Linked DNA regions of Mus musculus: regions 2, 3, 4, 5, 6 and 7 are each linked to region 1. Evidence: chromatin loops called from intact Hi-C (ENCODE). Cell type or tissue: heart. All regions are shown on one strand. Region 1 holds the start of Nuak1 (NUAK family, SNF1-like kinase, 1). Region 2 has its middle 110 kb from the start of Gm46201. Region 3 holds the start of Gm33980 (a long non-coding RNA gene). Region 4 has its middle 56 kb from the start of Gm40727. Region 5 overlaps Gm34184 (predicted gene, 34184). Region 6 overlaps Gm34184 (predicted gene, 34184). Region 7 overlaps Nuak1 (NUAK family, SNF1-like kinase, 1).

Region 1 (4,000 bases):
AATAGCACAATGGGAGGGAGGGTGAACCAGACAATAACAGCTGACTGACTGGTCTTGCAGAGGAGAAATGAGCCTCTGTCGTTCTCTGGGCGCCCCCTAGTGGCCATGAGGCTAAATCCTGGCAGAATGTTTCCAGACACCCACCAAAGAGGAAGGCAGGCGCCTGCCTACCAATGCAAGTCTAACCCAGCCTGCGGATCAGACAGCTAGAAGAACGCCTGCCTGACTGGAAGCCACAATGGAGCTCAGCGGCCAAGCATATGCCACAAAGATTCCAAGCCTGGCTGAGCTGTCTCACAAGCACTTAGGTGTGAGAATGTGAGGGTCCCCACCACAGATTCCAGGCCTGCCCTCCCTGCTCCGACCCCTCACCTTCTCACATCTTCAACCTGCACCTCAGACAGCGCCTGTTTTTCATTATCCTGCTTTCCAACTTACCAGCACGATTCTTCATCAGCTATTAAGACAACCAGGGAAAGGAGCTACACTAAGTTTCCGCTTATTCAACGTCCAGCCTGGGGAGTGTCACCTCGGGAAGAAACGCATGAATGAGCGTGCTGCTCAGGCTCTTCATCTGCAGATAATCTCTCCAACACACACACACACACACACACACACACACACACACAGAATTCTCAGTCTAGAAAGCAAAGGGCACCTGCGCAATTATCATAAAATTCATGTATGGCAGAGAAGTTTATTTTAAGAACACAAATCCCTATCTCCAACTCATTGATAACAGACGTTTTAAAGATGATAACGCAAGTCAGCGTGGGCAGTGAGTCTGAGAAGCGGAGGGGCTCTGCAGCTGGCCACATAGTTGAGATTACAAGAGCAAACCTTGCTGACCGCAATCAGTTTCCACAGAACTATCTCTATATAAATAAAAAAGAAATACTACCAACACACTGACAGTTCGCTTTGCCCTCCCTGTAGCTACTGGTTAGGTTTATAAGCAACAGCATCCTCCCCCAGTCCCCCAGTACCCCGAAAAACTGCACACACGAGAAGCGTCATAGTTTCTGACTTTGGCCCTAAATCGATTAAAGTACATCTGATATGCTTTAAATCAAAGAACCATGTGCATTTCTGCCATACACCACACAAACTCTTTCTGCAAGAGTCAGTCACTTTGAACCCAACTCTAGCCACAACCAGTGTGGATTTCAAGGGCCTGTTCTGCAGAGGGGGAACCGACAACAATCCAAAACTGGGACAATACTGAGCCCCCGAGGCACCTGGCAGAGCTTCAGCTGTATCGGGTGCGGCCGGCCAGACCCCTTGAACAATTTAAGTAGTCCTGAAGCCAGGACCTGGTAAGGCAAGCGAGCCTGCTGCAAATCAACTCTGGGACTGAATGGCCACCCCTGCCAGGGACATGTCATGCTTGCCAGAGGCGGGAATGCAAGCTGTCAAGAAACCTCAGACATTCAGTAGAAGCTTTTAGGTTTGATAGACAGGAGGAGTCTGTCTTTTGCAGCAAGAGCAGCATCAGGGTAAGCAAGCATCCCAGTGGAAAGGAGAAGTGGGACTGCAGGTAGATGGGAAAGAAGCGGGGGTCCTGAGCAACTACAGGACACCACACTTTCGAGCCCAGCTTCATGGCTGATAATGTAGGTCTTTTTGGAGTTTGTACAAATAAGGAACTCCCGGACAAGGTCTGAAGGTGTGTCTTTGGGGAAGACCCCATGTTCTCAAAGCTGCAAAATGTGAATCCTAAACACTACTTTGCTAGCTGGGGTAAAAAATAAAAAAATAAAAAAGGTGGGGTGAGAGAAGCCCCCAAAATATGTGCAGACAAGATGTAACAAGTGTTTTCGGAGATATACACCTGAGTCACGGGGTGCTGAAAGGAAAGTGAGGAGTCTGACTGGGGGCTTCTGCTGAAACCTTTCTAGAGAAGGGAGCCCCGGTGGCGTGGTGCCCCCAGACCGTCTCCCCGCCCCCATCTTGGGCCACCAGGGAACCAGCTCGAACCCCTCCAGGAATTTCCCTTACTCACCACTCGGCCTGAAAACCTCTCGGTGGCTCTCTTGACTTTGCCGTAGGTACCTTTGCCCAGGGTCTCTTGCAGCTCATAGCGATGCTTCAAGTTGTGTTTGTGGTGATGTCGCTTCACCCCGTGCGGCTTCCTGGGCTCCACTGGGGCTGCAGTCGCCCCGGCCACCGCCTCCAGCGGAGAGCCCGGCAAGCCGGTCTCTACAGCAGGGCCATCCCCTGCCGCGGACACTGCCGCCCCTTCCATGACCAAGCGCAGGGCGAGCCGAGTTGGAGAGGGCAGGTCCCGGCACAGGGGCTCGGGGTGGTCCCCACCGAGGGAAACCGGGGTGCGTTCAAGGTCGCCCCCGCAGCAGCATTGCTGAGACGACCCGACCTGGCTCTGGCTGCCGCTGGGGCACTAGCGGCGGCGGCGGCGGCGACTGCACATCTGGCGTCCCGGGCGCGCACGCTCGGCGCACCGCCCCCTGGCCAGCCGCGGCAATCTGCGGAGCGTCCGGCGAGGTGGCAGCGATGTCAGGGGAGGCGGTGGTGTTGGCGAGAAGGAGGGGAGAGGGTGGCTCCGCGCGCTGGAGAGGAGTGTTATGTGGGGCGCCGCGCCCCCCGCCCCCGCGCCGGGAGGACGCGCAGACGGGGCGGGGCGAGAGGGGAACGCGGGGCGGGCGCCCGGGTGTCCCCACCTCCGCGCCGGGCCACCGAGCAGGGAGGGGGCGGGGTGCGTGTCGTTGTTCACTCTTTGTGCGGCGCGGCGCAGGCCGGGGCGGCGGCCCGGCTGCTTTGTCCTCGCCGGGTGGGGACGCAAGGTCCCGGGTGGGTCGAGGTGGAGGGGTTGGGGATCGTCAGTGCTCTTGTCCCCTCCCCGAGCGTCCCGCACTCACCCTCCGGAACTACTGCGGGCCGTCCGCAGCTAGCTTGGGCCGATCGGCCTCGGATAAAGGTCGCAGGTCCCCGAGGCCGCAGAGGCGACAACGCACAGAGCCAGGCTCACGCTCTGTGGCCCGGGGCTGTAGCCTCCTGGGCCACCCTTCTTCATGTTTGTTATGGTGTGGCGGAGGCCGCCAGGCTCGCTGGAGCAGGGGGAGGCTGGGTTGAAAGGAGGCCCAGCGGTGTTGGGTTACCGGCGGTGAGTCACAGTCCCCTCCAGCCGCCGAGGCCCTGCAGGCCCCCAGCTCCGGCACGGTCAGGGCAGGGCCCTCCTGGAGCAACCGCGGAGCCTGGAAAGTCCCCGAGAGGGATGCTTCGGAACCCCGGCTCTCTCAGGGAGAAAGGCGGAGTCAGGAACGAAGGGAGGCTCGAAGGAGGAACCCGGCCCTTCTCCAGGGCTCCGATCTCCCGGTAAAGTTCGGGAGTCCAACAGGGACCAACACCTAAGAGGAGGGAAGTGGGGGCCTGGATGGAGCTGGGTCCCCTGAGCTGCCCAGCGCCATTGGAAAGACCCCTTTCCGACAAACCAAGGCTCTGAGATAAGCCTAGGCCTTGGCCTGCTGAGCAGTTCCTTGTCCAAGCCAGAGGCCACTTGCAGGCCTCTTGACCCCCTCAGGCGATGGGAATTTTCCTTTGACTAAAACGGCCAGATCTCACCCCACCAGGTGAAGGTCAGGCAGGAAGGCCTCCCAGCAAGGCTGCCCTGGTTCTCCTGAGATGAAGGGAGGAAAAATAAGACATGAAAAAATTAAAGGTATCTTGAGAAATTTTTTAAAGTAATTTCACATAAATTACATTGTTCCACACTAGGGTGGGAAGACCGACCAGGAAGAGCATCTGGTGTAGTCTCCAAGTACTGGCACTTCCTTCTGCAGCCCTCAGGTTCCTCCCGCCCTCCAAATTCCTTCTGACTTCACTCTTGTCTACTTCTCACCTTACACTGGACTCTAGCAACAGCCTGTCTTCTCGAGACGCCCCTCGCCCCCACCCCTGTTGTCAGAGTCATGGCCTGAAACACACCCATTGTCGGCCCTCACTCCTCCGCTCAGTTCTGGACTTGATAATGGTCTTATCTCCA
Region 2 (4,000 bases), 210 kb before region 1:
TATACACACACATGTATCTAAACACGTTGCTCTGGAAAGTATTGTGGTAACGGTTAGGAGGCACTTCGTATGGCAGGAGTGTGTGTGAGCATGGCAAGCAAGATATGTAGAAAAGAGAAGGGGGTAGAAGAGGATGGGTGGGTGCTTTACAACAGCCTTCTCTCCAAAAATGAATCCATCCCTGAGAGAAGCAACCCAGTCTCTGGGGAAGGATGTTAGCCCTCAAAGACCTCAAGCCAGTAATGCTCCAATGGCAAGGTCAATCAAGATGAGCTCCGGCAGGGATTAAACTGGGTCTTGGGCACTGAATGAACTTGACAGCACTGTTACTTGAAATGTAACCAGGCACCAATGACCGAGATGCATCTGTCAACTTTGCCAAGCCCCAACCTTGCCACTTGGCCCTGGACCCTAGATTATAGCCTTGGTTCCAGTTTCCCTATATGTAACGTAAGAAACAACCATGAATGAGATCATAATCTTTACATTGTACAGAGACAGCTAAGATTCAGAGAGCTGAGTCATTGCTCTTAGAAGAAACAACTAGAAGACAGAGTTTGAAGCCCCAAAGCCTGGTCCCTTCTTGCTCATAACCACTGCACCGTCTTGCCTCAACGCCTACACAAAATTGGTTCTTAAATCTGTGATAACGGAAACTTGGACAAGTTCATTAATTCCCTAGACCCCTGTTCCTGCAAGAGAAGTGTTTCATGATTGTATATCTTCTAAAGATGCTGTGGGGAATCACTAAGTCAGATAGTAAAGGGATTCATGGAGAACCCCAGCAGCTGTGGTCACAAAGCCAATGCTCACCGCAGCAGGAATACTGATTGATCTGTGAATATCACAAGCATCCGTGGTGTTTGCAATTACTTGCTTCAAAGCTTGTGATTTCCCTGAACTATGTGTTCCAGAAACTGTCTCTTCCTAATTTGCATTTGGCAGCCTCATCTCCACAGAGCACACTTGGGAACATCCTCTGCTTTCGATGTTATTTGTACATGTATTGATAAATGGCTTTTAAAGTCCCTCTCTCTTAGATTCCTGTGAGGATTAGATGACATAATGCATGCAAAACAGCTAGTATCATTTTTGGCTTGGGAATTGCACCTAATTAATATTGGTTCTTTTGCCTTTTGCAACAGAATACATTACTTGAGACAAACACTCCAGAGTCCTATAGCAGGTGCCTCTGAGGGACACAAACATCTCTAGCACAGCCCACATACCGTATGGAATGGGCAACGTGATGTACAAGGAAACCCATGCTGGAGTCTACCTTGGAGGGCAGGGGATGTTGTGGATTACAGAGAACAATGCTGCAGGCGTGTTTGAAAGTCTCCAGAGCAGAAAGAGGAAGGCACTTGATGTTCTGATCGCTTAAAACTGCTAATTAGGCTCATGCATGCTACAAACACTGGCAGCTCTTGTGTCCTGGGGTAATAGGGACAAGCCTGGCAAAGATGCTCACAACCATAGCCCACCTGTCCATAAGCCCATGTGCTGTGCCCATAAAGAGATGCTTCAACTGAGAACACTGGGGAACAAGCTACCAAGCACGTTTGAATGTTCTGAAATTCCGAGTAGAAATATAACGTCCAGGTGGGCACAAAAGTCTCCTTGCAACCACTGGGGAAATTCTACATTCACTGCACCAGGCAGTAGGGGAGAGAAACCGTGCCTTTGGGTGTGGAACACACTGCTTCTGGTTGGTGGATGTGCCCACTGAGAACTGCAGCAGCAAGTCAGCTGACATTTCCGAGCTTCCATGTCTTCATTTGCAAAATAGAAAATACGCACTTGGCACAGGTATGGGAAGCATAAAGAAGTAACCTATATGAAGGGACTAGCAGGTAATAAAGCCCCCATCAGTGCTACCACCTACGGGTAGCTAAGCTTATCTGAGGGCACCCACCAGTGAAATCATCGCGTTCCCGTCTTCCTACTCGAGTGGCTCCGGTGGTTGTACTGTTGAATGGCGCCTTGAATGAGTCACAGACTATTAATACACCGGGACTTGTCATAAGGACAAGTGACAAATAAGGGCTCAAGGACAGAAAGGACCTGGACCATTCTCAAATAAGATAAACTATGCCATAAATAACATGGCATTGGCTGACTTGGGGAGGGGTGCTGATGAGTAGCTGTTATGGATTTAGAGAGCTGGAAGCGGTCCAAGCATGAGAGGCTAGAATAAGAAGGTGCGAAGAGGGAGCTTTGACTCTAAGCAAATGAGAGGCCAATGAACCGCGGGAGCTGCCTACCAGACCAAATAATGTGGGGCCAATCCACGGCAGAGGAAACACCCAATGAAAGAGAAGTTAATCTGTGATTGACAACCCTAAAGAGTTTCAGGAACTCAGCAGCAGACACTGTTAGTGGATGAGGAAACTGAGGCAGGAAGTGAGCCTAGCCCTTTGCCTGTCTCCAACACCCTGGTGCAGACCCCAAGGGTTTGGTGAATTAGCCAAGGAGTCTTTAGACTTTCCAGTCCTTGAAAAGACCTCCAGATCTCAGGATCCTGCTTATCATAGCACAGCTCCTGATGTGTCCGCATTACCAGTAGAATACACATTTCTTAGCCCAGTAACAATTTGCCATGTCAAAGAATATTTTCAATGATTCTGTTCTTAGTTTTTATCTTATTTTACTTTATTTTGACTACCAATTAAATCTTTCCCGTGGTTCCTTTCTTGCCATTAAGAATATAAACTTTAAACCTGGACTATGATTAAAAGGAAATTTTCATTCCTTATCTGCTCCTTTTAAACTTTCTATTTTTAAAAATTTGTTCAACTAGGGCTTAAAAATCTTAAAATTATATTATAAAATATTAGTTTGTGTGATGTATAGCTTGTGTAAGAATAGGGATTTTTTTCTTTACTTAAAAGAAAAAAATTAATCTGGCAGTGGTGGCACACACCTTTAATATCAGCAATCAGGAGGCAGAGACAGGCAGATCTATGAGTTCAAGGCCAGCCTGGAATACAGAGTGAGTTCTAGGGCAGCCAGGGCCACACACAGAAAATAAACAAAAATCATGTATATATGTGCCAAACTTTGCTCAATAATAGTAGCAATTACATTTGCTTCATTTGAAATTAATCTTTCCTTTCTAAACATTTTTTAATTCATGAAGAAAATGCAACATATTTAAATAACAACCTCAAAATAAGATGGAATTTAAGCTTTCTAAATGTAAGTCTGATATATTGAATTTAAATAAAGGTTATACATAGTAGCCTTTACTTACAGCACAACAGAGAGAGAGAGAGAGAGGGAGAGAGAGAGAGAGAGAGAGAGAGAGAGAGAGAGAGAGAGAGAGAGAGAGAGAGAGAGGAAGAGAGAGGAAGAGAGAGACAGAGACAGAGACACAGAGAGAAACAGAGACAGAGACACAGAGAAATTCATTGAATTCTAAGCTTCTGAAACTATAAACCAACCAAGACAAACAAAATACAACCTAGGAAAGTGAATACAATACTAGGAAAGGGGACATTCATTTTTGAAAATTTAATTAATTAATTAGTTAGTTAGTTAGTTAATTAATTAATTTTACATCTCTACCTCAGTTTTTCCTTGCTCCCTTCTCCCCATCCTCCCCCCACCCCCATCCACTCCACTACCATCTTCTTGCCTTCTCTTTTTCTTTTCAGAAAAGGGGAGGGGGAAAGGAGGCATTCTTATTGGCCTATCAGATGCAGTTATAGCTTAGCTATTTCAAAATGGTTTCTCAACATTTTTAGGCGTGAGTGTCTATTTAAATGCTATCTATTAGATAACAAAATAGAATGCATCATTTTAATATAATAGACTGTGGTAGTTTGAATGAGAATGGCCCCCCATAGGTTCCTGTATCTGAATGTTTGGCCCATAGTTGGTAGAACTGTCTTGGAAGGATTAGAAGATATGTCACTGAGGGCGGGGCTTTGCAGTTTCAAAAGTCCATGCCAGGCTCAGTCTTATTCTCTCTATGCCTTCACCTTGTGGGTCAGATATA
Region 3 (4,000 bases), 510 kb before region 1:
ACTGGCTGTGCGTTCTGCTCCCTGAGTTTGCCAAGGGCACAAGCAGATCTTTCCCTTCACTCCTGATTCTGAACTGAGACCAGAGGGCAAGGCACATGGCCTGTCATCTGTGTGACTGGAGCACGGGACTTACAGCAAGAGTCTGAGATGGCTATGCTCTTGACCTCCCACGGGACCGTAGACCGATCCACGGGATCCCCCAGCCTGAGGGGAGCCTGAAACTTGACAAACCTCTCACTTTTAAGGATGAAGACAAGAGACTGAGGTCCAACTCTTGGCCTCATTGAACCCTTACTACTAGCCATGTACCTTGCTCTGGCTGTCCAGGGAGTAGTGACATGTGGGGCAAGAGGCCAGATGTGCAGAACTCCCATCATGGCAAAGATCAGCATCACTGGGGGAAACAAACATATTTTTGTCCAAGTCAACTACAGTCCAGGTGGGGAATGACTGTTCCATCAGTCAGAGATGAGCCACTGGCAGGACAGCTCTGCTGCTCCATGAAGCTTCTCTTTCTATACAGCATTGGCAAGCCCTTAGGGCTGTGGTGGGGAAGATGGGAGTGGTGCCCTCAGAAGGCTCCAAAGGAAGCAAATTGCTCATCTTCAAGGAGGTTCTCTTCAAGGCTGCGAAACTGTTCCATTTTCCGCTTGTACACAGCTGTGTTATCTTGAACAGGTCTTAAGAGGTTCCTGTCCAGCAGACATATGTAAGTGGTGAAGGGGCTCTGCCTCAGCTGGAGGTTGGAGGGATGCTGACATCTTGAAAGGCTTGTTGCTTCTAGAGAATTCCATTCAGAACAGGAATGAAGATACAAATGAAGATAAAGCCTTAACTCAACCCTTTCTCCCCTCCTTCATCCCTTCCTTCTCCCTCTGCCTTTCTCTTTCTGGCCTTCTCTCTCTGCTCCCATTCACCCTCCTCTCATCTCCTTCCTCCTCCTCCACCCTCCTCCTCCACCCTCCTCCTCCACTCCACTCCCCCTTCTTCTAGAACAATGTCCCCACCAAGACTTCTTGAGAAAACAACTCGGTCAGAAGTCGCTCTGCATTAGTAACCCAGCCCAGTTCTGACATACCCACATCTCATGGGCAGCTACCTCCATATATCTATCACTTGCGGCCACCACAAGACTTCCTGTCCATTCTACTGTCAGAGGCCTTAGTTGACAGCCCTTCTTGGTTAGGGCCCTTGACAATTGCCCTGGAAAGGAAAACAGCCCCTACTTAGTAGAAACAATGTGACATTTAGAGCCTGGCTGGTCTGGGCTCAGCTCCCGGATCTGCCACTCCATACCTGCCTGCCTCTTGGAGTTTGAGCTTCCTCATTTGTGATATAAACAACTTGAGGATGACAAACAGCGCCCTTCTTGGGAATTGCTTTGAAACGAAGTGATGTCATGCCCACGCATGCAGCTTAACTACAAGACTCAACGAAGGATGGAGACAGGGAGGCTGAAAGCGGCAGAAGATTCTACCTGTAGCTTGATTTTCTGTGCCCTTTTGATCTGATAAACAGCAGGGCTTCTCCAAGACTCTGAAATTACGGAAACCACAAGGCACCTGTTACATGTGAGGAAGCTCTGACATAGCATTCCCTAGGGTCACCTTTGCCCCAGCCCGCCTCCCTGTCTTCCTGGTGCTGGCTGTGTATTAAGGAACACTTAACACCTCACAATGCCCTACTAGACTGGCCCTGTTGTGCAATGAATTGCTTACGTGTTCAGGCTGTGTCTATGTGCCCATAGAATATATGCTATGGACATGAGTCTGCAGGACTCAAGAACCTGGCTAGCTCCCGGTTCTTAAGATCTCTGTCATGGATTCTCCCTGTAATTATTCTCCCTGTAATTCTCCCTCATTTTAGACTTGGCAGCTTGCAATGAGCTTAAATCAGGACAGTTGGGGAATTTTGCATGGAGCTCCGTGTGCCATCTTACCGTGTCCCAAGTCTGCATCTCTGTGGGTACCACTCAAGGTTGCTGGATGACAGCAGCAGATTTAACAAGAAAAAGCATTCAAAGGGTGATGGCAGAGTTCTGAAAATTGGAGAACGTGTCCAGGACCTACATCTCCCAGGCAGTCAGGTCACAGCTATGGTCCCTCTGCAGAAAGTGTTCCATTTCCATAACTGCTGTCAGGGTACCAAACGTTGTTGCCATTTAACACAGAGCTTTGATTTTTTTCCATGCAGTTGCATGGCCTGCTTAGGAGTCATAGCCAGAGCTGAAGCACCCTGCTAACTCTTCTTAGGTCAGACAGGAGGGAGAGCCCTCTTCGATTTCATAGTTCACATAGTAAGGAATCCTCCCAAAGAAGGCAGGTGTTCAAAAGGTTAAAGTGTGAACGAATGCCATCCATGTGACATCAACTTTAAATGTTGGTAGATGACTAATATCCAGAAGACACCAAAGTGGCAGGAGCTGTATACTGGAGGTTGGAGTAGATTAACTCCCAAGTTGGCCTGTAGGGGGACTAAGGGACACAGAATCCATGGGATATTTCTATCAGAGTCCCTCCTGCTCAGTCATTAGTCACAGAACATTAGGTATCCGAAATGGATGCTTGCCAAGGTTTAGCACGTCCTTCATGTCAAGGCTAAGAGCATTCTGGGAAAGGGGACAAAGGCCATGGGAATGTCAGGCTGAGACAGGGCAGGGGGTGACAGGGAAGCTTACAGGAGCACTCCCTGGGGGCTGAGTTCATTGGCATTCTAAGGAGTAGAGAGAACACCCTACACCAAAGGATGTCATGAACTCTCCTCTCTGAAAGGTACCTCCAAGGGACCAGACGATGAGAGAACAGCGTGGACCTTCCCAAGCCTCCAGCCTGCAAATGGGCTGAGTACCTATGTGATCAATGTCCTCATATTCAGTGGGGCCACCAGCCTGCTGGGCAGCCTGTGATAAGTTCTTTACTCTCGGTGAAGTGAATCTCAGTTTCCACAGAAGGGATGATTACAGCACACACTTGAATGGATGGAGTACACATCTGAAGAACTGTGACTGGTGATGGACTTCGATCTAGCTCTTTCCGCCTGTCCGACGGGCAGCCCCTGGCAGGTATGGGGCATGGTGGAGATGGACTCTGATTGGATATTTAAGAAGATGCATTTGTTGCCATATGGGAGGCCAGGCATGGATGGAATAGACAAGGGGCTACCACACTAGTCCTCCTGGCATTGAGTGATCAGGGAAGAAGCGAGGTAAATAGCAGGTAATGAGGGGGCACTTCTAAACTGTTATGAAGATTATTGTTAGCTGTGAAGTGGTGGCATTCTTTAGTTCTAACACTTGGGAGGCAGAGGCAGGGGGATCTCTATGAGTTCAAGGTCAGCTCGTCTACATATTGAGTTGTAGAACAGTCATGGCTACACAGAAAAACCCTGTTTTTGACAACCCTGAAAACCAAAGCCAAACCAAGCCAAGCCAAACCAAACCAAACCAAACCAAACCAAACCAAACCAAACCAAACCAAACCAAACCAAACCAACAAAAAAAAAAAATCAGTGTTAAGTAGGAACTTGATAAATGGCAGCTAATATGTGAATGAGGCAGAAAGGACAAGGAAAGAATGAGTTCTCCTAGGTATAGTGGAGGAGAAAGTTTGTTATAGACATGTGGGAAAGCATAGCTAGAGGCCGGGCCATCTGGGAGAGTTCAGACATGACCCTGAGCCATGGGAGGAGATAGAAGGACAGGGGGCATGGTGAGGGTGGGGGCGGAGATAGGGAAGGGAGGTAGGAAGAGAGGGGAACCAGGTACAGCAGCCAAGAGGGCAGAGGTACAAAATGAGCAGGTAACTAAAGTGTTTGGATTCTACAGGGAAGAGCCTCTGGGGGAAGGACAGGATGTAAACAGGAAGGGACTGAAGGATGCTGGGAAAATCTGGTGGTCAGGTCTACTTGATTTGTTAAATAGGCTCCTCAGCCATTTGTCCCAGAGTCTGAGACATAGCATAATTACTCCTTCAAGCCTTAGAATGACTAACTTTAGAAATGT
Region 4 (4,000 bases), 270 kb before region 1:
ACACAATTTAGGCCACAAAGAAAACCCCAAGAAGGAAAAAGTCTTTTTTTTTTATCACACAGTCTTTGGAGGTGACACACTATCCCTGCAGAACTCCCTTCTCTACAAGTGAGTCCCCAAGTCCAGCCCCTAAGTAAAAGGAGACAGTGAATGTCTGTCCATCATGGGATGCAGTGAAACAGGGCCGTTCTCTCTATCAGGAGGTTCAAGGAGACAGCGGAGTTCTGTCCATCAAGGAGTAAGCATCTAGGAACAGTGGGCATTTAGAAAACAGCTTACCAAAGAGGGAGCACACTTAGCAGAAAATGCACTGCTGAGCTGGCCATGGCTAAATGTGGCTGTTGGACACGGGGTGGGGGGGATCATTCTCTGAGGGATAGACTGCATCTCAGGACTTGCCATGGTCAGAGGGAAGGGAGAGAGTTTGCTCACCAGCTCCTCTCTTCAGGCACTCAGCAGGAAGTGACATGAACTTCCCTGGGGTCTGAGTGACACCAGCAAAGCTCCAGTGGAGTCCATTGGGGATAACAGAGAAGACCAGGCAAGAGTGGCCCATGAGTGGGCAAGGGACCAGGCTCCGTGGCCCCTGCTTAGGGAGGACGGAGGAAGCGGCTCCTGAAGCGTTACAAACAAACAAGCTGAGCATCCAAGGTGCAGATTCGTCCAACAACTGGCCTCTGTCACAACCTTACTGTGCTAACTGCCTAGCGAACTGCCACATCACATCCATGCGGCGAGGGTGTGGACCCCGCAGTTTCTCAGTGCCATCCTCTCCAGCCAGCACGGCTCACTCTGGCGACTAGACTATCGGACTTACCGGGACCTGAGAACATGGGGAGGGAGGGTCGGACAAGGAAGGGGAGGAAAAGGAAAGGCGAGTTCTGGCTGTCCCTGTGTGAGATAACTGTACTCCCGTTGGCAGGACTTGGCTAAGTGAGGCTTCTGTTGGCTCAAAGCTAAATGGGTTTTGGTAAAGTCTGTTTGATCCACCAGAAGAAAATGGAAGGGTGAATCCCATACTGTTCTCTGACACACACTCCTTTTCCCTCCTACCTCCCCACCTCCTTCTTTTTCTACTTCTTCCTCCTCCTCCCCCCTCTTCCCCTCTTCCCTCCTCCCCTCCTTTCTCCTGTCCTTTTTCCTCCTGCCTCCCCTACTCCTCCCTCCTCTACTCCTCCCCCTCTCTTCTTCCCTCCTGCCCTCCCCTCCTCCTCCCTCCTGCTCTTTTCTCCTCTCTTCCTCTCTCCCTCCATCCTGCCTTCCCTCCCCCTTTTCTCCTTTCCTCTTTCTTTTTTCTTCCTCCCTCTTCTCCCTCCTCCCTCCTACTCTCCCCTCCTCCTTTTTCTTCTTCCTCTTCCCCCCCCCTTCCTCTCTTTGCTTCTCACCTTGTGTGTCTTGATTGGCTGGATCAACTACAGATGTTCTCACTCATGATTTTAGAGACCTTTATTTCCCCCTTTGAAGGGGCGCTTTTATTTTCATGGATCACCCTCCCGAAAGCAAGGCAATCCAAAGAAAACGTCTCTAAAGTTACAGGGCTTAAATGGGAAAATCTCTAGGCAACAAATATAATTTAAGGTCATTAAGTAATTTTATAAGTGCTAATATATCAAATGGTTCTGCAAGCGTTCCCATCTGCACTAACCTCTGTTTCCTGTCAGGCACAACAATTCTAACTTCATAAACATGCTATGACCGAAGAGATAATTAATTTGCTGTTAAAGGGATCTAGCTCAATTGTTGCCTTTAAAATAGCTGCATTAGCTAAGATTATCTACAGTATCTCTTTATTTATTAACTGTTTGAAAGGTCCTGGAATTGTTTTGTATCTAACAATAACAAATTTTGTTACCCCCATTAATTATCTCAGCATTCTGCAATGACGGTTGTTCAACCTGCTCTATCTAGCAGGCTGGTAGACTTTCCGTATTCACCACACGGAAGAATCCCCAGGCTGAGCCGCATCTAACGTGCTATCTCCTAATTGCAAGTGCACATTCAGGAATGGATGATAAATGTGAGCAGCATGCTTTGGTAGACCTGCCAGGCCCCTGATTGATTGTATCACCTGCGGGGCTGGAGAAACACAGACCCCACACACACACAGTTGCCAGAGCCTATGCTGAAGCAGTCACTGGAACACATCAGCCCTTCCAATGGCCTGCTCTGAAAGCACTAGCAAACATCATGTAGGTGCGGGATGCAGTTGTCCAGGGGAAATGGCACTTAAAGGTCCTATTGCAATTTTCTCCTTGACCATCTATGATAACTACAAAGTGTGAGTCCAGTGAAGGCCAAGCTTGTGGTAACGACCCGAGCACAGGAACTCTCTGGCACATAGTTGGTGAAACAAAACTTACTTGTCCACCAGGGGTCTCCAAGGGGCTGTCAGAACTCTCAGTACAGTACCAGCTTGGCACCATCTCCCCTCCCCAGATTGTCAGCTCTGATGTGTGCTTCAGTGCCCGGGCCCTGCCCTTGTCTTTGAAGGGAAGCAAGGACTAATCACAGCATGTCCTTATCTGTGGTGTTTGACCCCCAGGGCTCATCTTCTGGCTGTCCTGCTGGAGGCCCCAGTATGGGAACTAACCCTTCACCAATCTCCAAGGAGGAATGGCCACAAACAGATGGCATGAGAAGATGGGAACTAGTATTTCAACTACAAGCATACAGAAGAGACACTAGCATACTGGTGTCAAAATGCCAAAAAACTTTGACACTTAAGTCCACCTCTAATGGCAAACTTTCTCTAGGAGGACCACACCTCCTAAGCCTCCCCAAACAGTGCCTCCAGCTGGAGACCAAGAACTCAAATACATAAACCTATGGCAAACATTCTCCATCCAAACCAGTAGAACAACCGATAGGAACTTGTCTGCCTGACAGCCAGCTTGATGGTGTATCATAAAATCTAGGTGATACCACACTCCAGACTTAAATGCCCATTCTACAGCATTCTATGTAGTTTTACTAAGGTCAACACTATAGACTTCATTAGCACCATGGTAGCAGTGATATCTGCCTAACCAGGGTGTGAGACTGAAAAAGAATATGAACAAATAGTGTGATTGGCACAGTGTTTCTGAGACTGTAGGCTCAGCGTGATAGCCAGCTCTTCTGCTGACTCACCTGTGATAGCCAGGAAAACTTCTGGGCCTTGGTGTCCACATCTGGAGGATAGGGATGGCAAGAACACATGTGCCTTTGGTTGCTGCACAGCTGAAGGAGTGAACAGAAGCAGAGTGCTAAGAATAGGAGAGCCAGGAGTAGAGGGAAGCTCAATAAATATTAGCTAGGATCCCACTGCAGGGCCAGCTCTACCACCAGCCTATGATTGGCACTCAGTGAATGGCAGCTACTGTTGCTGAAGTGTGTGGTTCGTCCAGGAGAATGGAAAACTCACTAAGAACAGCAGCAGCAACTATACTCTGAGCAAAAGCTGTACTTTGTGGTCAAGGAAATACTGTAGGACAAAAAAAAAATGTCTATTTCCATGAGCGTTACTAATAAACATGAGCTGAACTCCTCAGTCTGGGGGCAAGGGACAGACAGACAGAATCCAGTCTCAGGACAGGGAACACAGAGATAGAACATGAGTTGCGAAGAACAAAGAATAGGATGCTCTCTTTGGTTCTGTCCCCCAAGTAGATATGATATGCATGTCCCCATTAACATGCCCCCAGGCTGAAAGACTGTTTCCCTGAATTCTGCAACAGCCTGGCTAAAGATGTCTGCAGATTGTAGCCATGGAAGAAGTCTGATTTCTCCCATTCATTCCTCAACCTGCCTTTGGTAACCCTGCGCATCTTGCCTTTCATTCTTGAAATACCTTCTGTGCTCTTTATTTGATGCTCCGGTCTTTTTGAAGTCGGCTTCCTTTGTATTTGTGGCCAGTCAACTTCCTGCACCCTTTCATCTCTGCACAGTTTTGAAGCCAGTTGCAAGCAGTTTTATATTTATCTTCTTCACCACTAAAGTTGTTGGCCAAGAAGCTGCCCAT
Region 5 (4,000 bases), 380 kb before region 1:
CACGTACCAGTGAGTGCATGCCATGTATGTTCTCTTGTGACTGGGTTACCTCACTCAGGAGTCTAGTTCCATACATTTGCCTAAGAATTTCATGAAGTCATTGTTTTTAATATCTGAATAGTACTCCATTGTGTAAATGTACCACATTTTCTGTATCCATTCCTCTACTGAGGGACATCTGGGTTCTTTCCAGCTTCTGGCTATTTTAAACAAGGCTGCTATGAACATAGTGGAGCATGTGTCCTTGTTATATGTTGGATCATCTTTTGGGTATATTCTAGGAGTGGTATAGCTGGGTTCTCAGGTAACACTGTGTCCAATTTTCTGAGGAACCACCAGACTGACTTCCAGAGTAGATGACCCAGCTTACAGTCCAACCAGCAATTTCTCACCTTCTTTTCTGGATTATTCTGAGTCTCTTGCCTTCCTCAGGCTATGCCTCCAGGTGTCTTAAACTCAGCCCTCAGCCCATTATAGCTAACGGGTGAACTACTACTTTAGCAGGGACAATCCTACAGAAACCGTGGTCACCTCCCTTGGGACCCTGCACCCCTTACCTAGATGCCCTTTTGTTGGCTGCTGTCATACCCTACTCTGCTGGGGATACTCTTGGTTAACATTTGCCTTTTACTATCAGGCATTCGATGACTTTTGGGACTTCATCTGCTGTCTCCTGTTTAAAGCTGTGGGACATTCAAACATTGTCAAAGACCTTGTGCATGCTCCTAGAGGTCAATGACAGGCTGAGTAAGTTCTAACTCTGTCTCTATTCCAACACAGGGGAGAGAAGGCACCAGATATCAAGGCTAAAAGGGCTTCATCCAGGGGAAGAGGTGACTGGGTTTGCTGAGCTTCTAATCAGTGCCCGTCTGTTAGAGGAAGACTAGAGCAAGTGCTGCCAGCCATGACTGCGGGGAACAGTGGGAAACAATTTTCAGTCACTTTCCCCCAAAGCTTCAGGACTATTTATTCTCAATTCTTTCTTCTCTGCCTTTAGTTTTGAACAAGTGTGGCTTGGGGGCACATATCCCTGAATCCATCACTTTGATGGTTTATTGCACATTAAGTAGCATAGAATTGAAGTCTGGGGCTAGGTCAGGCCCATTTTGGGTCCTCTTTTCTTCCTTTGTACCCTCACAGTGGGAGGGGGACCTGCCTAGCTGTGCTTGGCCAAGTTAAAATGAGGAGACCAGATGGTCAGAAAGAAAGGAATTTGGGTCCAGGTTCAGAAAAGGGAAAGCTCTGTGTGTGTGTGTGTGTGTGTGTGTGTGTGTGTTTATGTGTGTATGTGTATTTGTGTGTGTGTGTGTGTGCGTGTGCGCGTGTGCGTGTGCGTGTGCGTGTGTGTGTGTGTGTGTTGTAGGGTGAGGCAAGACTTCTGCATGGCTTTTGAGCAGAGATCAGACCATTCAGTCCTGAGGTGCATTTCTGAATGGCAGCAATCCCCTGCAGGGGTGTGCAGGGCGAGTGCATCCTTCTGTTTTAATCCCCCAGGACTTGGTGCCAAACCTCAAAATCATTTTTTTCTGTGCTGGGGTTTTAATTATATGTGGCTTTTAGTTTTGAGAACCAGAGCACACTGATTTATGTTAAACGACAAGGGGAAAAAAATCAGGGAGGTGAAGCAGTGGCTTTGGGCATTGGCTTTCAGCAGGAAATGTTAGGAAGAAAGAAAACAAGTTGTAAGGTCTGGGGAAGTAAGTTTCAATTGGAAGACAATTCTGGAGGAGACCCCCCACTCCCTCCACAAAAAGGCTGGGGCTACAGAATTTAGCCTGTTAGGCACGGAGTTGAAAGGAGCTGTCCCTGCCTCTTTGGCACTGTTGGAGAGTCAGCAGACAGGAAGGGGGCAGGAAGTCAGACAGCACTAGGTGGCAGGGATCCAGGCAGGAAGCAGGCTGGGTGTGAACAAGTGTCTTCATGGCAGGGACAGATGGGGACGGAGCCTTCAGAGCAAAGCTGACGAGAAATGAACAACTGGGACTCTTTTGTCTTCCTCTAAGCCTTGCCTCATGGCTGGGGCTGGTGGCGTTATCTCTATGCATGGCCTCTGTTCGTCGGACTCATGGTTTCAATGTGACCTCCCTGGCACAAGCACAAGACACTGCAGGGAGAAGCAGAGTGACAGCCAGCCAGGCTGGCTGGATGTTTTCAGATTTATTCTGACTCTCTCTAGCATGGCAGGGTCCCCCAGTCCCAATGGGGCACACATGTCACTGAGACAATACACATTGTCACATCAGCTGTCCTCAGCTGAGTTTGCTTACAGCTAGCTCTGTGCTGTAGGTGTGCAATGAGGTCTGCTTACCGCCACAAGCAGAAGAGGACGGGAGTCTGGGAGGCTGGATGACTGGTGGCTCAAATCCCTCAGCTAGTGATTTATAAAACTGACATTGCAGTGGGCAAAGCACTTTGGGACACACATGCAATGAATAGCGTTAAAATCCCCAGCTCTTACATAAACGTTGGGTGAGCATGGAAGCCTACCTATATCCCAATACTGGGGGGAGGTCAGGACAGAGAAATCTCAGGGACAAACTGCTAGATAGTCTAGCAGAATTGGTAGATAGGAGACCTTGCTTCAGTAAGTAGTGAGGAAAGATAGAGGGAGACAGTGATATTAATTTCTGAACTCCACACATATGCACTTATGCACATCCATACGCATGTGTCCACACACCCATGAACACATGTATATATCACACATACACAAGCAAAATGATGATGATGATGATGATGGCAACCACCAGCAACAAGACTGAGCCTGAAGCTTGTCTCTCTGTCCACATATTACCTTCGCAGCATGGTGTTTATGCAAGTTTGTTATCTTTCCTAAGTGAATGAGAACTTTGTTGATGCCCTTGGGGAGGGACTGGAGAACCATCGCTATAGGACCCTCCTTCTCCCTCGTATGTCTGAGCTAAAAAGGGGACAGGACAAATACATAGATTGTATCTCTATGTATATCCCCTCTAGTATGCTTACCTGAGTATTTAGACTCATGCGCACATCCTTGGAGTGTTGTTGGAGGCTTCTGGAAGCACATCTCTTTGGATTTTAAAAGACTTTAAAAACTGACTCATTGGCTTGGCTGTGGAAGCTATTCTGCATCAGAGAAACTACATACAGATTTGGGCCAAAGGATACATTTGGCTGGAGAGAAGGGATTTGGTATAAGATTTGAACAGTTGTTGTCAGCAGAGAAATTAAACAGCCTAGGGAAACCTCCTAACGATGATTTTTTTCTGCTTAGATAATATTACTTTTCAGGCGCCTTCTAGCTGGAATCTAGATCCAGAGAGCTGTCTGGAAAAATTTACCCCGACATCCTTTGGCTTCCTTAGCACCGTGCATGTTGGATTGTGAATAGCTGGGCTTTTGGAAGTTAGGAAAAGCCTCTGAATATGGATGACCCCATACAAATTAAGGATTCTGGGTAGTTAATCTTGGCATCAACTTGATAGAATTTAGAGTCGCCATGGAAACAAATCTCTGGGCCTAGGTATACTAGAGGTTTTCTAGATTAGGTTAATGCAAGTAAGGGGACTACCCTAAATGTGGGTGGTACCATACCGTGGGAGAAAGAAGCTGAATGCAAGCAGTCTTTGCTTTTTGACTGGACACAATGTGACCAAGCAGCCACCTCCTGTTCTTGTTGCTGTGTCTCCCTGACAGGATGGACTGTGTCCCAGGAACTGTAACCCAGAACAAACCCTTCTTTCCTACATTAAGACTCTTGTCAAACTCAGAAATCTGCCTGCCTCTGCCTCCCGAGTGCTGGGATTAAAGGCGTGCGCCACCGTGCCCAACTAGTCAAGTATTTTTGTTATAGCGATGAGACATATAACTAATACCGATGCTGAGGAAGCAGAGGAAAGACGCACAGGCCCCTGAGATGAGGTCCCCTTGGGACCTTGGGCTTCCTTATCTTTTGTTCTAGATGTAGACAAATGCTTTATGGAGACCTCGGGATCAGAAGAGAGCATCCTAATTTCTCTTT
Region 6 (4,000 bases), 370 kb before region 1:
TCCTCAGGGTGTCACTGCTCCCTGGCACCACACCCCCTTTAAGATCCAATAACTTAACACCAATATGTCAGATGCCACATAGTGACCACATTTTATAGTACACAGTAAATGACTAGAAACAGGAGGAAAGAAAAAAAAAAAAGTAATGGGATGCATACACACATTTACACATATGTAGTTCACACAGATCCATAATTACTCATAATTACTGTAGTCACCAGGTCATCCCTCGTCGTAGCTCGCATTTACAGTTTCTTCCTTCCATGTTCTTCCTGTTACTTTTGCTGAGGGGAAAGCCTTATCTTGTTCTAGCTCCTTGTCTGATGTGATAATCCAAAACCTTAACTCTGGTACAAGTGCTGCTGCTGAGGTGTGGCTTCCCTTTCATTCTATTATCCCAGTGCGACATCTATAATCTGCAGTCCACTTTCCTCAGTCCTGTCCCCAGGGTGGAGTTCTGAGTCCCTTTGCTAAGATCACTTGCCCCAGCCATCAAAGGGGTCAGGTGTAGGTAACAGTGCCCAGGTAAAGGAAACATTGTCTTCCTGCCCTGGACATTGTCACGATCACCCCAAGCTTATTTCTGTTTTCTCAAAGCCACAGGCCATGTTCTTGGACTTCTTTTGAGTCACTTCCCAATTCTCTCTGAGCCATGGTCTTGGAATTCAAAGGATATTAGATCTTTCACCTTCAATGTCCCATAATACTTGGAAACCAAAGAAAGAAGGGAAAAAGAAAGGAGGAAAGGGGGAAGGAGAAGGGAGAGGAAGAGGGGAAGAGGAGGGGAGGAGGAGGAAAAAGAGGAAGAAGGGAGGGGGCAGGGAGGAAGAGGGGGAAGAGGAGGGAGAGGAGGAAGAGAGGGAGGAGGGTTAGGAAGGGGATGGAGAAGGAGGAGGAGAAAGGGGGGAGGAGGAGGGGGAGAAGGAGGAAAAAAGAGGAAGAAGAAGAGGCAAGGGTCAGATTTTTCCAGAGAGAATTATATTGAAGTACTTCCTGTCCTAGGTCCTCTGGCTGTCCCCATTCATGTAGTTCATAGAGCTTTGCTCTTTTCTGATTTTGCATGTTATATAAAAAAACAACACAAGCAGCCCTCATGGAAGAGCAGTACGCTCATGTGATCTTGGGACCCGGAGCTATGTGCTTTCAAAAAAAAAATGTTTATGGCAGAAATTGGGAAGAAAGGGGGCAAGGTTTGCATTGGCTGAGTTTCAACATGGAAGTCAGGACACATCAGTCCAGGCACGTTCTTCACATAGTTCTGTTGGGTTTGTATTATCAGGGTTAGAGTCATGGAGAATTCACCAGTGAGAAGACAAAAGGACTAATGAAGTCTGTGCCCTCTCAGTGTTTTTGGCTTTCCTGGTGGCTGCTGCCAAGCTCCTGGCAGTCTGTGATAGAAGATTTAAGGAATGATGGGTCGAATCATCAAGGAGGTTGAGCAACAGGAAACCTGAAGAGTCTCCCGAAGCTGTTTCTTCTAGCTGTGGGATAAGTCAGATACGCTGGGCGGGCTAAACCCGCATTGTCCCGCACGCATGAGAAATTGAAGGATTGCAAGAAGTCCCTGCAGTCACCCCAAAGCAGCAACACCCCCAGCACTTAGCCCTCCATCCCCAGTGCCAACTCACTTAGTGGCAAGTAGTTGGTGACACATTGAAGTAGATGCCACTGTTACTTATCCATCCTTCTGGAACCCCACTCCCTGGACTGGGAGCCTGGAACCCCACTCCCTAGGCCGGGAGCCTGGAACCCCACTGGCTGGACTGGGAGCCAGCCCATGTGGCAGCACTTGTATCTCTTTACCTGTGGTGTTTCTCCACAGTCAGCCTGCCCAGACCACTGCCTGATGGAACCGTAAGGAGTCGGCGCTCTCTAGAAACAGTTCATTTCACAACAGGTGACAGTTTCCTTAGGAATGCTGTGATTGACAGAATCCAGGATCACCTTGGAGATGAACCTTTGGACATATCTGTGGAGAAGTATCTAGGCAGGGTTATTTAAGGTGGGAAGACCCACCCTAGATATGGACGGAACCATTCCACCAACTAGAGTTTTGGCTGCATAAAAAGAGCAGAGGGAGGCAAGCACTAGCATCTTTGTCTCTTGGCCTCCTAACTGCTGACACATTGTGGCCAGCTGCCTCATGCTCACAGCTGCCAGAGTGCCTTGCCATGATTGATATACCCCAAACTAAAAGCCAAAACAAATACTCCCTTACTTAAGTTGGCTTTGCCATGAATTTTGCCATGATAATGAGGAATTAGCTAATAGGAATGTCCACTTCCCTCACTGCGGTGTAAGAAACCCTGAACCATGTCTCTGGTTCACTTCACAGTATTCCCATGAGACTGAGCTCCAGGGCCCACAACAATAGCTGGTCTGAGGGCACATTGATAGGTCACCTTCCCTGCCCTGCATAACTCCTGAGTCTCTCCGATGTTTCCTGGACCACAATACTTGTGAGAAAGCCAGGCATCAGCCAGGCACTCTCCCGGGGGTTTGTTGACAGGGATCAGCCCATTCTGAGATTTCAGGCACCAGAGAAAGGCCAGTGGGAAGATATCAGATGAAAGTTTGTGAGTCTAGTATAATAACTTACATCATAGAATTAGTGTGAGGCTTAACCTTGTAAAACTCTGAAAATAGTGTCTGGCATATAGTAGCAACTAAGTAATTATTAGTTATTATATTTATTATCATGATGAGCTAAGGCATTGGATGTTTGGCAGTTCCTTGTTAAAACATCAGTTCCCAGGCAAAGGCAGTGCATTCAACTCCAACTGGCCACTGCTCTATAGCAGGAGTAGACTGCTTGGGGGAGCTTTAGTCACACTGCTGGGACTTAAAGGAACAGGACAAAGCAAGGTAAGGTTTGCCATGTGTCAAAGAGGAGCAAGAGCTGATTAATATAGGAAATGGGAGGGTGGGAGCCCCAGGATATTCCCAGAAGCCCTCCTGGTTGATAGGGCCTGTCCTGGGACTCTAGGCTACATAGGTGTCAAGACATAGCTTAGAATTGATGGATCTAGACTTCTCTGAGTCCGAAGCCCCCCTAAGAAGAGATTGATGCTAAATCATCTTCATTCATTAGTTGATTATCTGGGTGCATTTGTTAAACACATTTTCTGTTTATAGTTACAGAGGCCAATGGTTGGTTCGGGTGGGAGAGAACATACTTACAAAACAATGACATGCCATGAAATACTGCAAGTGCTTTGGTAGAACATGTGTGAATAACACGACCATTCCACTCCCAGGGGGCAGTGGGGCAGCACCAGAAAGAGGGACTTTGGGTCTAAATTTTGACAGACAACAACCAGATAGCCTATATTCTACCAACTCAACCCATCTCACAACTGGAGGTGGATCATGGGAAAGCCACTTATCTGGGCTTAGCTGGGTTTTCATCTGGACATGAGGATCCTGATCCTAAGTTCTGAGTCTGACATAAGGGTCAGCCCGGGAGCCTGGCCATGGCTCTTCACAAGCCTCTCCCCTTCCATCTTCCTCAAGGAGATTAGCCCGGAATTAGCCAGAGGTAGCTAGACAAACTACTTCTCATCATAAGGAGCATTGGGCCTGATCAGTAACACACAGTTTTGATGGCAAAGCCAACATCTTAACCAAAGGACCTTTGCCACAGGCTGTGTGGGGACACCAGTGGAAGGTATGAACTCTGGAGTCAGATAGTCTGAGTCTAAGTCTTGCTTTCTACTCATTCACTGTGTAATCTTGGGCAAGCTCCTGGACACTGAGCTTCAGTAATTCATCCATGCAATAGGAGTGATAATATTAGTCATTTCTCTATTCTAGTGTTGTGAGGATGGTAAGAGATAGTTTCAGTGATGTGAACACCGTAAGCAGTCAACACACGTGGGAATTATTTTAAAAAGACTCTTAACAGGAGACATTATTTGGCAAGGTTTCTGTCTCCATGTCTTGAGGGCTGCCAGCCAACAATCTAGGCTTGAGTGTGAATGGTCAAGACATAGACTTAGAG
Region 7 (4,000 bases), 52 kb before region 1:
ACTGCCGGGTGCTGTGAGAATCAAACTCAAGTGGGCAAGAGCTGTATTGATCACAGGAGCACAGCTGTGAGCCAGTCAGTGCCTAGGAGCCTTACATAAACCTCTGTGACCAGGTCTCACAACAGCCCTTGGAGAAAGGTCTTTATTATCATTATCATTATCATTATTATTATTATTATTCCCTCTTGGCAGAGGAAGAAACTGAGGCACCTGTGTTGCCCAAGGAGCCTTCCCAGAGCCATCCTGGCTGTTAAACTCTATGTCAAAGGGAGTTATTGTTCACAGGAAATAGGCTTTCTGTAACTACAGGAAGATAGTAATTCCATGCAGGAAGACACACTCCATCGCTCCTTTCCGGCCTTGGAGTTAATTACTGTGGCTTTACCCTGGACAGCCACTGGCCTATGCAGTCGGAAGGAGGGCAGCAACCCGAACAATGAGCCGTAGGTAGGGAGTCGACGGGCTTTCATCTTCAGAAGAATTACTTCTTGAGACCATTAATCACCAATCGGGAGCAATCTGGGAAACTCTTAATAGAGGGTGTGGCAAGAGCTACCTAGTAAAGGATGCTAACACCCACCCAGCCCCACTTAGCTGCATACACATCTCCAGTGTCCTATGTGGCTGCACTTGCTCAGCTGGTCATCGGCACATCAGCACTTGAGGTTCTCTCCTAGGGCAGCTGTCTGCAAGTCAGATACAGACTTGCACTCAGATAAAGAGAATATGAAAGGCCTATCGGATGGCCGGCTCTGAGACAGGGCAAATCTTGGGGTTGGCAATAACGAAGAAGAGGTTTGTAGTCGGCCTCATTCCTGATGAGCTATAGGAATTTCCCTGTCTGAAAAAAAAAAAAAATGAGGCACTTGGTCCCACCCTGGTGAGGACATTCTAAAGACGAAAGGAGACAACACATGGAAGGTCTGGCCCAGGGCTCTGGCTTCCAGCAGGAGTTCAGCAAATGTGCTTTCGTCCTTCGGTTTCCTTCCCTCTGCAAGCTCATCATCAGATCCCTCCCCAGCAGACCCTTCCCCAGCCTTCAGAACTCTGCCTGTCACCACTTCCCCCTCAAAGGCTTTCTGCTCCATCTGGCTAGACAGACCCACCCCTTCCTGTTTAGCACGTCCAGATGGCACAGGGGCATCTGGTCTGCCAAGGGATAAGAAAAGCTCTCTGGAGGAAGACCCCCTAGAGGATAGACAGATAAGGGGGAATGGAAAGGGCATTCCAGACAGAGGGAACCGTGTGTTCCAAGGTCAGGAAGGCAGAGAAAGCTTTGTAGATTTGAGGATTTCAAGGGCAATGCAAAGGAGCCTTTCTGGACCAGATTCACTGAACGGCACTGCCAGGCGCCGTCCCCACCCTGATCAACCTCCTTCACAGCACAAGTGGATCACATACTCTTTTGTTTATTGGTTTCAGCCCCAGCTGAAACCCCAAGTCCACTGCAGGGAGGGGGGCACACCTTATCTTCTTTGCCTTCTTAATATTTGGTGACTAGTTATCACTACTAGTTAAATGACCACCAGACTCAGAGCTCCAAGACAAGAGGGACCTGGCCATCCCTCCCCCATTAAATCCCCCAACACCCGGCACAGGACTAACGACATAGCATTTGACACTTGGTTAAGTATTTTATGATCAAGCCATATGCTCTATACTAGATATTCAGCTCCTGAAAGGATAGAAGAATGACCTCAGGCAGCGCAGGTATGCTGTGATATAAATAACCCCACATATACACACTCGGGTGCACCTGATGGGTAAATGAAGGAGTTAATGCAAGACTACAAAGTTCTCACACTCCAAAGCCCAGAGGTCCATGATGCCAAGCTTCGCCTTGCTAAGCTGCCAAGATTTCTATCTCTTCTTGTCACTGCCATTCAAAGCGACTCTCTTATCCACAGCAGCCATGCCTCCATTGTCACAGGGGCAGTAGATCATCTCCCCTCTGTTCCTCTCTCCTGAGCTCTGAAAGCCCTGCAGATTCCCAGCCCTGCAAGAGGAGGTCAGCTGACCCGGGCGCCTGGCCCTCTTCCGGCAGGCACTTTTACAGGAGCCTTCTCTGGGAATGGTCAGCATTCCATTCTCCCAGAGAGTGGGATGTGAATCTGGCCTGTTTTCATTAATTGCAAATTAATGCTAGGCTGGGTGCTATTTTAGTCCACGCTTCCACAGAGGGTGGAATGCGACCCAAGGCAGCTAGCGCATCGCGCTCATTCCTTCTGCCGTTGGACTGCGTGAATATTTTTAGAAGCCGCACCCTCTTGCCGTGGCCAGATAGATAATTTCCAAAACCAGATGTGCTCATTGCAAATCAGCATAAGGCACAGAAGGGAAGAGCAACCAGTCACATGGCTCACACCAAAACTGCAGCAACATCTAACACATTCCAGCCAGAAGCATCTTTAGAGACTTCCCGCGGGGCCACAGGAGAGGTGGACCCACAATGTGACAGCCACTCCCCCTGCCCTTAGCACGATCGATCTTGCCACTCACATCCGGTTGGTTGGTAGTCCATTTGTACCCACGGTCCCCCTAGGCCAGGCAGCGATGGCCTTTCATTCACACAGAAGGCCAGCTTGTGGCCATGTGTATGACTGCTTCTGTCAGCAACTGTCCTTTCTAAATATGCATCTGCAAAGTGCTGAGTCAGGAAGCGCGGATTCCCATGCAGCCGGAAGGCAAATCAGCACCAGCTGAAACACATTTTTAAAACACTTGGAAGTGGGTGCAAGAGGATGGAGTTTGCCTGGAAGTCAAACATGGGAGTGAGTTTTAATCCTGGCTAGGGGCTCCTTTGCCCACAAATCAATCAGTTATAATGCTTACATGTGCCAGGCACCAGGAGATGCTCTGGAATGAGAAAGACAACAAACTCCTGATCTCAGGCACACCCCTTAGACAGTCCAGGCTGGAAATCGACCCTCAACAAGTTCTTTCAACTAGACTATCAGGTCTTAGTTGACATCTCTGCAGCAACGGAGGAAACAGTAAATAATGACTTGTTAAAAGGACAGATTTGATTATGTGTGAGTGTGCGCACACGCGCGCGCACACACACACACACACACACACACACACACATGCTCACACACGTTCCCACCCTGGGCAATGTCAGGAGCAGAGATTCCTAAGAAAACAGACAAAGAAAAATATAGGACCAAAGTTGACTTTTGTAATTAAGTACTATGTGTGCTACTTGGATACAAAAACAGAGGCTCTCAGGTGGAAAACCTGGTCCCCAGGAGCCCCATGCCCTACAGTCACTTCTCTGTTGCTTTGGGTTTTACAAATGAGCTGTTCTTCCAGGCTGCTGCCCCATTGTCCCCAACACAATTGCTCTCTGAATTCTGGCCATTCTTCTGCTCCATTAGGGAATTCTATGACTCCACAGGAAGCTATGCACCTTATCACTTCTGGGGCTACAGCATGGGACCAAGAGGTCCCACTGTACCACAGAACCCAATCCCCAGGCGAGAGGCTCACATTCCAGACCTTGTATAGTCTACATTTAGTTCCGAGGGCTCCCGGCGACAGGTGGCAGGAAGAATCTGGACAGGGTATCACTGAGATCAACAGATGATATGGAACCCTTAGAAGGCAAGGGTCCAAACTGACAGCAGGCCCGACCACCACCCCATCCCAGAACCACTTGCCCAAGCTTCTGGCTTTCCATGCATTTCCTCCTGCAGGGGCCAGACACTTAGACTTAGGCAAGCTCTTGGGATGGACACAGCTAAGCACCACCTCCTCTGAATGCATTTCTAACTACTTTCACATTTATTGTCGGTACCTAGAACTGGGGATTGCCCACAGAAACTCTCGGGAAAAAATTGACTGGGGAAAATAAACAAACAGTACACAGCTCTTCTTCCTACCTGACAGGAGAAGCTAAGTTCAGTGCGTGAGAAATTTATCCTGAACCCTGCTATCAGCAAGAGACAGGGCTACCACACAAACCTGGGCCATCCAACTCCAGAGCCTCCACTCCTAGACT

The links. A loop is a pair of places that touch in the nucleus more often than their neighbours do. Peaks named below come from ENCODE experiments on the same cell type or tissue, not always from the same donor. Only the 100,000 strongest peaks of a DNase experiment are listed, where the experiment ranks them.
Region 2: a loop joins it to region 1, with 2.7 times the contacts of the local background. A loop is called at or near these places in 6 of 42 quality-filtered maps.
Region 3: a loop joins it to region 1, with 2.7 times the contacts of the local background. A loop is called at or near these places in 2 of 42 quality-filtered maps.
Region 4: it touches region 1 in a loop (3-fold over the local background); 15 of 42 quality-filtered maps call a loop at or near these places.
Region 5: it touches region 1 in a loop (3-fold over the local background); 9 of 42 quality-filtered maps call a loop at or near these places.
Region 6: a loop joins it to region 1, with 2.6 times the contacts of the local background. A loop is called at or near these places in 9 of 42 quality-filtered maps.
Region 7: a loop joins it to region 1, with 4 times the contacts of the local background. A loop is called at or near these places in 18 of 42 quality-filtered maps.

Annotation. Positions count from the first base shown.
Region 1 is chr10:84,438,113-84,442,112 of GRCm38, forward strand. It overlaps Nuak1 (NUAK family, SNF1-like kinase, 1), which reads right to left and starts at 2,556. Exons shown (of 7, transcript NM_001004363.2): 1 at 2,003-2,556. The coding sequence starts at 2,245. In heart, a CTCF peak has its summit at 2,457; DNase peaks (open chromatin) are centred at 119, 1,289, 2,549 and 3,309; H3K4me3 peaks cover 4,000 bases; H3K27ac peaks cover 3,929 bases.
Region 2 is chr10:84,228,506-84,232,505 of GRCm38, forward strand. No RefSeq gene overlaps it. Among named protein-coding and RNA genes, the nearest start is that of Gm46201, 110 kb to the right of the region's middle. In heart, no CTCF peak of the experiment used is centred here; a DNase peak (open chromatin) is centred at 2,126; H3K4me3 peaks cover 280 bases; H3K27ac peaks cover 1,959 bases.
Region 3 is chr10:83,932,173-83,936,172 of GRCm38, forward strand. It overlaps Gm33980 (a long non-coding RNA gene), which reads right to left and starts at 1,353. Exons shown (of 3, transcript XR_380635.2): 1 at 1,297-1,353; 2 at 1,079-1,203; 3 at 546-780. In heart, a CTCF peak has its summit at 2,459; no DNase peak of the experiment used is centred here.
Region 4 is chr10:84,164,331-84,168,330 of GRCm38, forward strand. No RefSeq gene overlaps it. Among named protein-coding and RNA genes, the nearest start is that of Gm40727, 56 kb to the left of the region's middle. In heart, a CTCF peak has its summit at 2,377 (motif pointing right); no DNase peak of the experiment used is centred here; H3K27ac peaks cover 546 bases.
Region 5 is chr10:84,058,944-84,062,943 of GRCm38, forward strand. All of the region lies in intron 2 of Gm34184 (predicted gene, 34184), which reads right to left. Among named protein-coding and RNA genes, the nearest start is that of Gm34113, 24 kb to the right of the region's middle. In heart, no CTCF peak of the experiment used is centred here; a DNase peak (open chromatin) is centred at 1,898; H3K4me3 peaks cover 532 bases; H3K27ac peaks cover 1,277 bases.
Region 6 is chr10:84,065,078-84,069,077 of GRCm38, forward strand. The region is part of intron 2 of Gm34184 (predicted gene, 34184); the gene reads right to left. Among named protein-coding and RNA genes, the nearest start is that of Gm34113, 18 kb to the right of the region's middle. In heart, no CTCF peak of the experiment used is centred here; a DNase peak (open chromatin) is centred at 2,144; H3K27ac peaks cover 243 bases.
Region 7 is chr10:84,386,428-84,390,427 of GRCm38, forward strand. All of the region lies in intron 4 of Nuak1 (NUAK family, SNF1-like kinase, 1), which reads right to left. Among named protein-coding and RNA genes, the nearest start is that of Nuak1, 52 kb to the right of the region's middle. In heart, a CTCF peak has its summit at 2,273; DNase peaks (open chromatin) are centred at 1,084, 2,334 and 3,578; H3K4me3 peaks cover 2,058 bases; H3K27ac peaks cover 4,000 bases.